Linked DNA regions of Homo sapiens: region 1 is linked to region 2. Evidence: read pairs that join two places in POLR2A ChIA-PET (ENCODE). Cell type or tissue: K562. All regions are shown on one strand. Links, peaks and the distances in the headings refer to the core of each region. The heading gives the core; the rest is flanking DNA. Region 1 has its middle 26 kb from the start of CCL24. Region 2 overlaps STYXL1 (serine/threonine/tyrosine interacting like 1).

Evidence for each region. Peaks named below come from ENCODE experiments on the same cell type or tissue, not always from the same donor. Only the 100,000 strongest peaks of a DNase experiment are listed, where the experiment ranks them.
Region 1: POLR2A ChIA-PET joins it to region 2 with 5 read pairs; 5 of 35 experiments call an interaction of 5 or more read pairs at or near these places.

What each region holds. Positions count from the first base shown.
Region 1 is chr7:75,836,817-75,842,189 of GRCh38, forward strand. No RefSeq gene overlaps it. Among named protein-coding and RNA genes, the nearest start is that of CCL24, 26 kb to the left of the region's middle. In K562, for the core only: no CTCF peak of the experiment used is centred there; no DNase peak of the experiment used is centred there.
Region 2 is chr7:76,032,703-76,038,075 of GRCh38, forward strand. The region is part of intron 1 of STYXL1 (serine/threonine/tyrosine interacting like 1); the gene reads right to left. Among named protein-coding and RNA genes, the nearest start is that of STYXL1, 13 kb to the right of the region's middle. In K562, for the core only: no CTCF peak of the experiment used is centred there; DNase peaks (open chromatin) are centred at 207 and 3,087.

The sequences.
Region 1 (5,373 bases), core at 202-5,201, 200 kb before region 2:
AAACTTAATACAAAACTACAATAATCAAGACAGCTTGATCCTGGCATACGGATGGACATATAGATCAATGGAATAGAATTGACAGTCTAGAAATAAACCCTCACATTTACAGTCAATTGATTTTTGACAAGAGTGCCAAGGCCATTCAATGGAGAAAGAAGTATATTCAACAGGTGGTGCTAGAACAATTGAATATCCGCCCGCAAGAGAAAGAAGTGCAACTGCTACCACATACCATATACAAAAATTAACTTGGCTGGGCGCGCTGGCTCATGTCTGTAATCCTAGCACTTTGGAAGGCCGAGGTGGGAGGATTGCTTGAGGCTAAGAGTTCAAGACCAACCTGGCAAACATGGCGAGACTTCATCTATTAAAAAAAAAAAATTAACTCGGCCGGGCGCGGTGGCTCACGCCTGTAATCCCAGCACTTTGGGAGGCCAAGGCGGACGGATCACGAGGTCAGGAGATCGAGACCATCCTGGCTCACACGGTGAAACCCTGTCTCTACTAAAAATACAAAAAATTAGCCAGGCGTGGTGGCGGGTGCCTGTAGTCCCAGCTACTGGGGAGGCTGAGGCAGGCGAATGATGTGAACCCAGGAGGTGGAGCTTGCAGCGAGCCGAGATCACGCCACTGCAGTCCAGCCAGGGCAACAGAGCAAGACTACATCTCAAAAAAAAAAAACTCAGCATGGATCAAATACCTAAATGTAAGAGCCAAAACTATAAAATATAGGGAAGAAATATAGGGGTAAATTTGTTTCTCTGTTACCCAGGCTGGAGTGCCATGGCGTGACTGTAGTTCACTACAGCCCCCAACACCTGGGCTCAAGTGATCCTTCCACCTCAACCTCAGAAGTAGCTGAGACTACAGGTGTGCACCACCATGCCTGGCTAATTTTGTTTATTTTTTTATAGGAATGAGGTCTCACTATGTTGCCCAGACTTGTCTCAAACTCCTGGCCTCAAGTGATCCTTCTGCCTTGTGACACTTGAAATTTATTTCAAAATAATAAGGAGGCAATATGAAACATTAAAAAAAAAAATTGGGGCCAGGCAGGGTGGCTGCATGTGTAGTCTCAGCTACTGGGGAGGCTGAGATGGGAGAATCACTTGAGCCCAGGAGGTCGAGGCTGCAGTGAGCCATGATCTCGCCACTTCACTCTAGCCTGGGCAACAGAGCAAGATCCTGTCTCAAAAAAAAAAAAAAAGGAATCATAAGACTTTTGCTTAAGAATTGCTGGGCAGGCACAGTGGCTCACGCCTGTAATCCCAGCACTTTGGGAGGCCGAGGTGGGCAGATCACCTGAGGTCAGGAGTTCGAGACTAGCCTGGCCAACATGGGGAAACCCCGTCTCTACTAAAAAAAAAAACAAAAATTTGCTGGGCATGGTGGCATGTGCCTGTAATCCCAGCTACTGGGGAGGCTGAGGCATGAGAATCGCTTGAACTGGGGAGGCGGAGGTTGCAGTGAGTTGAGATCGTGCCATTGCACTCCAGCCTGGGCAACAAGAGCGAAACTCAGTCTCAAAAAAAAAAAAACAAAGAATTGCTTAAGATATTTTTCAGATCCTGAATTCCAGCAAAACAGCTGATGTCAACCAGTTTGAAGACCCCCGCAGGGGAAGAGAATGAGCATGAGAACCCAGCTTCTTCATCTCCCTGTCCCGTGACTTCACCCCGCACACTTCCGCCCATCAACCACCTCCACGCTTCAGCCCACTCCAAAACTCTGAAAAACCCTAACTCCAAATTCCTGGGGGAGATGAATTTGAGGTTTCCTCCATCTCCTCGTTTGGTGGCCTTATGAAGAAACCTCCTTCTCTACTGCAACCTGGTGTATCTGTGTATTGACTTGCCGTGAATATCAGACAAAGGACCTATCTGCAGGTACTCTACATTGTTGGTGGCGATGTAAAATGGTCCAGTACCGTGGAAAAGCAGTTCCTCTAAATGTAAACATAGAATCACTAGGCTGGGCACGGTGGCTCATGCCTGTAATCCTAGCACTTTGAGAGGCTGAGGTGGGTGGATCACTTGAGGTCAGGCGTTCAAGACCAGCCTGGCCAATATGGTGAAACCCCGTGTCTACCAAAAATACAAAAAAAAAAAAAAAAAAAAAAGTAGCTGAGCATGGTGGTGCATGCCTGTAATCCCAGTTACTGGGGAGGTTGAGGCAGGAGAACCGCTTGAACCTGGGAGGCAGAGGTTGCAGTGAGCTGAAATCGTGCCACTGCACTCCAGCCTGGGTGACAGAGCGAGAGTCTGTCTCAAAAAACAAACAAACCCAGAATCACTAGATGACCCAGTATATTAAGCATGTATCTTTATTTTCTGCATTTTGATTCTTTTTTGTTTTGTTTTGTTTTCGAGACAGAGTCTTGCTGTGTTGCCCAGGCTGGAGTGCAGTGGTGCGAGCTTGGCTCCCTGCAACCTCTGCCTCCTGGGTTCAGGCTATCCTCATGCCTCAGCCTCTCTTGTAGCTGGGACTACAGGCACGCAACATCATGCTCAGCTAATTTTTGTATTTTTAGTAGAGATGGGGTTTCACCATGTTGGCCAGGTTCCTTGACCTCCTTGAACTTGAACTCCTGACCGCAGGTGATCTGCCTGCCTTAGCCTCCCAAAGTGCTGGGATTATAGGCATGAGCCACCATGCCTGGCTCATGGAAGGCCTGTATTTTGATTCTATTTTTTGACATCTGGGGCCTTGCTGGTGCTAGAGGAGGAAACTGACCCTCCCAGGGTTAGCTAATACCGAGAGATACCAAACAACTCATAGTTAGGAGTTTTTTAGGGTTTTGGAGTAGGCTGAAGTGTGGAGGTGGTTGATGGCTGGGGGTATACCTTTTTGTTTTGTTCTGATTTTTTATATTTTAGACACAGAGTAGCCAGGCGCGGTGGCTCACGCCTGTAATCCCAGCACTTTGGGAGGCTGAGGTGGGTGGATCACGAGGTCAGGAGATCGAGACCATCCTGGCTAACATGGTGAAACCCCGTCTCTACTAAAAATACAAAAAAATTAGCAGGGTGTGGTGGCGGGTGCCTGTAGTCCCAGCTACTCAGGAGGCTGAGGCAGGAGAATGGCATGAACCCGGAAAGTGGAGCTTGCAGTGAGCCGAGATCGCGCCACTGCACTCCAGCCTGGGCAACAGAACAAGACTCCATCTCAAAAAAAAAAAAATAGACAGAGTCTCACTCTGTTGTCCAGGCTGCAGTGTGATGGTGCGATCAGAGCTCACTACAGCTTTGAACTCCCAGGCTCAAGTGATCCTTCTGCTTCAGTCTCCCAAGTAGCTGGGACTACAGGCCTGTAATACCATACCTGGCTATTTCAAACAGTTTTTATAGAGGCAGGGTCTTGCTATGTTGCCCAGGCTGGTCTCAAACTCCTGGCCTCAAAAGATCTTCCTGCCTCAGCTTCCTGAATACCTGGGACTACAGGTGCATGCACCACCTCAGTCACCTGTGATTGATTTTTAATAGAGATGGGGTCTTGCTATGTTGCCCAGACTGGTTTGAAACTCCTGAGCTCAAGCAATCCTCCCGCCTTGGCCTCCCAGAGTGTTGGGATTAAAGGTGTGAGCCACTGCCTCCGGCTTGTCTATTTGTTTTTAACAATCCTTTAAAAATACAAAAACAATCTTAACACTGTGGGCTGTACACTGTAGCCTACGAGTGGATTTGGTCTACAGGCTAGAGTTTTCCAATCCCTTAATCCAGATGCTTCCAGCTGAGTCTTGGAAGGGGCTGCAGTCAGAGGCCATAGGCACCAACCTGCCCACAGGATCTCTTCCAATATGATTCCTCCCCAACTCCCATCCTCAGTCATTGCAATAGGAGTCAATTTCTAGTGAAACTGTATTAGTCAAGGCTCTCAAACAGAGTGAATAGGATATACATACAGAGAGAGAAAAATAATCCTTTCATTATTTTAAAGCACTGGCTTAGGCTGGGCGCGGTGGCTCATGCTTGTAATCCCAGCACTTTGGGAGCCGAGGCAGGCAGATCACCTGAGGTCAGGAGTTCAAGACCAGCCTGGTCAACATGGAGAAACCCCGTCTCTACTAAAAATACAAAAAATTAGCTGGGTATAGTGGTGCATGCCTGTAGTCCCAGCTAGTCGGGAGGCTGAGGCAGGAGAATCACTTGAACCCGGGAGGTGGAGGTTGCAGTGAGCTGAGATCATGCCATTGCACTCCAGCCTGGGCAACAAGAGCGAAATTCCGTCTCAAAAAATAAATAAATAAGAATTGGTTTAGGCCAGGCGTGGTGGCTCATGCCAGCACTTTGGGAGGCCAAGGCAGGCGGATCGCCTGAGGTCAGGAGTTCAAGACCAGGCTGCCCAACATGGTGAAACCCCATCTCTACTAAAAATACAAAAATTAGCCAGGCATGGTGGTGGGCACCTGTAATCCCAGCTACTTGGGAGACTGAGGCAGGAGAATCACTTGAATCTGAGAGGCGGAGGTTTCAGTGAGCTGAGATCATGCCATTGCACTCCAGCCTGGGCGACAAAAGTGAGATTCTGTCTCAAGAGAAAAAGAAAAAGAACTGGCTTCTGTAATTGCAGAGGCTGGCAAGTTCAAAATGTGTAGGGCAAGCTGGCAGGCTGGAGATCCAGGGAAGAGGTGGTGTTGCAGCCTCGTGTCTAAATTCTTCAGGCAGGCCAAGCAGGCTGGAAACCCAGCCAGGGTTTCTATGTTGCAGTGGAATCGAGGCCCAATTCCTTCTTCTTCAGGAAACCTCACTCTTTGACCTTAAAGCCTTCAAGTGATTGGATGAGACCTACCTGCTTTGTGGAGGGTCATCGTCTTTATTCAAAGTCTGCTGATTTAAATGTTCATCACAGCCAGGCACGGTGGCTCACGTTTGTAATCCCAGCACTTTGGGAGGCCGAGGCAGGAGGATCGCTTTGAGTTCAGGAGTTTGAGACCAGCCTGGGCAATATAGCGAGACCCTGTCTCTACAAAAAAAATAAAATAAAGCCAGGCGTGGTGGTGTGAGCCTGTAGTCCCAGCTACTTGGGAGGCTTAAGTGGGAGGATCACTTGAGTCTGGAAGGTTGAGGCTGCAGTGAGCTATGATCGCACCACTGCACTCCAGCCTGGGCGACAGAGCAAGACTCTGTCTCTAAAATAAAAATTAAAAAAGTTAATCATGTCTGAAAATTACCTTCATAGTAGCACCTAGACTGGTGTTAGCATCTAAACTGATGTCTAGACAGGCACCTTAGCATAGCCAAATTGTCAGAAAATTAGCTACAACATAGATCTTTTGTCTGTGCCTCAAAATCCAGGTTTAGCAGCCCTGGGGAGAGAAAAAGCTTTTGTTTTGTCTTTGAGACCCACCTCCCCAAGCTTCTTTTTTTTTTT
Region 2 (5,373 bases), core at 65-5,064:
AAAACAAACAAACAAACAAAAACAAGTAGGATCCATTGTGACAGGAGTACCTAACAGGAGGTTCTCACCTAGTTGGGGGAATGGGAAAAGGGTTGTCTGAGGATGTGACTGCTAAACTGAGACAGAAGGTTGGGCAAGAGGAAGAGGGAGGGGGAGAGAGGACGAAACAAAGGATAAGAACATTCTGCTTGGAGCAGGGGCAAGTGCAGTACCTAAGAGAGTTCAAAGGAGCCTGGTGTGGCTCCTTTGATGACACTGCAGAGGCCAACACAGATGGCCTCTACGTTAAGGATCCCGACAGTCATTGTTGGGTGGAGAATCACTGATGTGTCCAGAGCTAGGCTCGGGCTCCAGTTGGCAGAGCTGCTCTTGGGACACTGGCTCCTGGGCCCAATTGTTTCTGGAAGGGTCAGGCCTGTGCAGGAGCTTCCTGTAGGAAGGCTTTTATTTTATTTATTTTTGAGACAGGGTCTTTTTCTGTCATCCAGGCTTGAGTACGGTGGTGTGATCATGGCTGACTGCGGCCACAAACTCCCAGGCTCAAGCAATCCTCTGGCCTCAGCCTCCTGAGTAGCTGGGACTACAGCGTATGCCATCATGCCCGGCTAAGTTTTGAATTTTGTGGAGATGGGGGTCTCACACTATGTTGCCCAGTCTGGTCTCAAACTCCTGTCCACAAGTGATCCTCCCTCCTCGGCCTCCCAAAGTGCTGGCATGACAGGTGTGAGCCACTGCACCTGGCCAGCTATCTTTTAGCAAGAGGGCTAGAAGGAGAGCAGAGTGGAGCCTCTGGAGGCCAGTGGGGGATGGCGAAGGGGAGAAGTTGAGTCCAGGGGTAATCTTGCTCTAAACGGTTAGGCTCCACTTCAGAGTTACCAGACGATGCTCCTGGGAAATGCCAGCACCTCAACTTAAACCTCAGATCCTTCTCACCTCCTCAAAGACTTCAGTTCTCAGCACCCCCTCCACAGCATCATCAGTTTCAGCCTCCACATGGGTCCTTCCTGTTGACATGCAAACATCCTCTTGTACCTATCTGTTCTTCTTTCCAGCAGAAGCGTGGAAAGAGAAACACCATCTCTCAAAAGCGTGGTGTTTCATTTACCGCCTCCACTTCTTCACCTCCAATTATGCTGTCCCTGGAGTCAAACTCTTTTAGGTCTGAATCCTGGCTCTGCGATTCACTATCAGCTGCCTGGCCCTAAGGAGTGGTTAGCTTCTCTGTGCCTCAGTCCCCACCTCTGTAAAATGGGGGTGAGAATAATATTGCCACTTCTATATAATGAGGGTGACAGTACCTGCCTGGTGTATGTGGATTCATGAAGTCACATTTGTCAGGCATTCTAAGCAGGGAGGAAATACTCAGTGAGTACTGGCCATGGGCATAACCTACTTCTTTGGAGCTGCTGCCTTTTTTTGAGACAAGGTCTTGCTCTGTTGCCCATGTTGGAGTGCAGTGGCACTATCATAGCTTGCTGCAGCCTCAACCTCCTGGGCTCAAGTGATCCTCCTACCTCAGACTCCTACGTAATTGGAACTACAGGCACATGCCACCATGGCCGGCTAATTTTTTTTTAAGAGATGGGGTCTCACTATGTTGCCCAGGCTGGTTCCCCTGGAGCTTCCAACCCTACCAAACCACAAAGACTGCTCTGTATCAAAGTCATCAACAATGTCCATCTTGCCTAAGCCATTGGTCACTTCCCTCTGGGCTCAAACGCCTCAGCCTCTTAGGAGCATGTAACACGGCTGAGCATTGTTTCTTCCCCAGACACTCTCCCCTCCCAAGAAAAAGCACTCTCCAAGCTTCCCTTCTTCCTTGCAGACTGTTCCTCTCCAGCTCTGCATGGAAGAATGCCCCCGGGCTTACTTTCCTTTTTTTCTGCTTTATCTACACTCACTCTAGGGTAGGGGGTTTCTCAACCTTGACACCACTGACGTCCGGGGCCAGGTAACTCTATGTGTGGGGAGCTGGCCTGTGCACTGCTATGTTGAGTGGCATCCCTGGCCTCTGCCTAGTGGATGCCGGAAGCAAACTGTACCTCTTCCCATCACCAGTAACAGAAAGTATCTCCAGACATCACTAAGGGTCCCCTGGAAGAAGGGGGCAAGATCACCCGTAGCTGAGGACCAACACTCTAAGACCTAGAGTCACAGTGATTCATCCAGTTCCCTGAATACCACACACATACCAATGATTCCCAAATTTTATCCCACCTTGACCTGTCTACTGAGCTGCAGACTCTAGAAGGGTGCCTGGTAGACATCGTAAATACAGCATGGCCGAAATACAACTTCAATGCTCTCGTGCCCACACCTCCAGTACCTGCTCCTCATTTAGCCTTCTCAGTCTCAATCAACAGCACCATGATCCACCCAGTTGCTTGGGCCCGATGACCTCATTCCCCTTTCCCTCACATCCAGTCTCTGAGCTCTGCCTCCTTCATGTATTCCAAGTCCATCCACTTCTCTCCATCTCCAGGGGTACCATCTTGGTCCAGGACACTACAATCTCTCTCCTGATGAGGCAGTAGTGCCCAACTGGATTTCTTGCTTCCTCCTTCCTCCCTCCAGTTTCATCTTCACATAATAGTCCGGGAAATCTTTAAAATCTGAGTAGGGCCTTGTCTTCACCTCACTATCACCTGAAGTTATTGTGCTTATTTGCTTGTTTATTGTCTCCTGGTTTCTGAGGGAAGGTCTTGCCTGTCTTGTCCACTGCTAGGTCCTCACCCAATACCCCAGATTTACATGCTGCAAAGTAATAGTCAATGAACACATGTGGAATGAATACATTATTGTCAGTTACCATTATGGCCTTTCCCAACACCGCCATCTGGACCTGCCATCATACTTTTTCCACGTGTGGATTCCTCTTAAGGATCTCCTCACTCCCACCCCCCAAGTCAGGTTCCACATCCTCTGCCTCTGAAAGCCAGGCCACTTTGGCAGTGGTAAGTATAGAGGAGAGAAGTGGGCTTTGTGTCTAGTCCTACAACCTCATTAAGCAAAACTAAAAGCTGGCTCCTAACCCATCTGGTCTATGGCTCATACCCATCCTCAGCTACTACCTACTTTCCCCCATTGCTAACTCTATCTCCTTACTCACTAGCCAAAGAATCATCTCTGGTCCTATAGATAAAAACCCAGCCCCAAGGATCTCCTTCTGCAGATCCTTCTCCTTCTCAAAGCACTCTACCTGGTCAAGCAGGAACTGCCCCTCATCCACTGGTAAAGTGCTGGAAGGATGAGATCGGTCCCTGAACCTAACAGCATGATTCCAAGAGAAGATGCATCCCTGTGAACTGAAATTAGGGCACCTCTAGCCTTGGGTAAGTTGAGGACTGAGCACAAGTAACCATCCCATTTGGTGCTATTCTGAACCCTGAAGAGTTTATTTATTTACTTATTTTCTTGAGACAGAGTCTTGCTCTGTCCCCCAGGCTGGAGTGCAGTGGGATGATCTCGGCTCACTGTAACCTCCACCTCCCGGGTTCGAGTGATTCTCTCACCTCAGCTTCCTGAGTAGCTAGGATTACAGGTGCCCACCACCACGTCCAGTTAATTTTTGTATTTTTAGTAGTGACGGGGTTTCACCATGTTGGCCAGGCTGGCCTCGAACTCCTGACCTCAGGTGATCTGCCTGCCTTGGCCTCCCAAAGTGCTGGGATTACAGGCGTGAGCCACCACGCCTGGTCCCTGGAGAGTTTAGCTGTCCTTAGCTCCACCATTTGAGCCCTCAAGGATATTCTGATGTATCGTGCATTTACATAAAAATATTAAAGTAATATAGATGAGTTTTTGCCAAAAGTATTTTCCTTTGTGAATCCATTAAGCCACTTTAATTCCTTGATTTTCTGTATGTCACAATTAGCCAGTTTCAATTTTTTTCACTTTCAATTTTGATTAAATTTATTTATCCCAAGATCAAGTCTTTTCCATGTGAATTTTTTTTTTTTTTTGAGCCACCTCGCCAGGCTACCAAGTCTCATTTTCCTGGTGACCTGTTCAAAACAGAGTCAAAATGGCAAATTTAAGACATCCTCCTTTATACAGGACTCTTTCAACACAGTATAGCTCTTTTTTTTTTTTTTTTTTTTGAGACGGAGTCCCACTCTGTTGCCCAGGCTGGAGTGCAGTGGTGCGATCTCTGCTCACTGCAACCTCCGCCTCCCGGGTTCATGCCATTCTCCTGCCTCAGCCTCCTGAGTAGCTGGGACTACAGGCGCCCGCCACCACACCCGGCTAATTTTTTGTATTTTTAGTAGAGATGGGTTTTCACCGTGTTAGCCAGGATGGTCTCAATCTCCTGACCTCGTGATCCGCCCGCCTCGGCCTACCAAAGTGCTAGGATTACAGGCGTGAGCCACCGCACCCGGCCAGCTCTTCTTAAGAGACCCTTGGTGGGGTGTGGTAGCTCACACCTGTAATCTCTGCATTTTGGGTGTCCAAGGCAGAAGGAACTCCCGACCTCAGGTGATCTGTCCGCCTCGGCCTCCCAAAGTGCTGGGATTACAGGCATAAGCCACCATGCCCAGCCCAAAGACACTTACTGTCAAGACAGCAGGGTGCTAGCACAGGCTTTGTCCCTGCACACAGTACACCCACCAGGGGGAAGGTCTGTCACCTTCCATATGACCACCTAGTCTGGCCTTCAAACCAGGGGTTCGTGGGTGGCTCTCTCCCCAAGTCAGCCCAGCATGGTCCAGAAGCTGTTGGGCTGGGAAGCTCCCCTCTAGTGACAGCACGTGTCTATATTTGGGGAAAACAGCCAACTGGGAAGGGATGTTTCATTAGAGGTTGCCAGAGCCTGTGACTAAGCAGGGACCCAGCCAGATCCAGCTCATCTCCCTGCCTCCCTGTGTCTGCTCAACACCCAGGGGACTTCCATCCTGACTGACGGTGGAGGTGTCAGAGGCTGGGCCTGACCACAGGCTTCTTGTAGGAGTTCGAGGATACTGCAGGCTTGACCCAGCGCTCAACTGCCAAGCCACCCTAACCCCCAAGACAGTCCAGGTGGACACAATTGATGGGCATTTGCTTCTGGTGAAGAGACAACACTTGATGATCCTGGAGAAGCCAGACCATGAGCTTCACTTTGAGACTCTGGCTCAAGCTGACCAGCCCAGGTAAGGGTCAGGGTCCACAGCCAATCCCCACCGCTGTTCTGGTTCGCGGTGGGAAGCTCAGGCTGTGCCAGCATGACCAAGGCTTAAACATAGTGACAGGCATCAATGCCCTCACCTGTAAGCTGAGATAATACACACTGGCAAAGCTATAGGATCATTCAAGAGCTAAATGATATAAATTGCCTAGCAGTGGGCCTGACACATGGCAGTAGCTTAGGAAATTCCTTTACTCCTACCCTCTCAG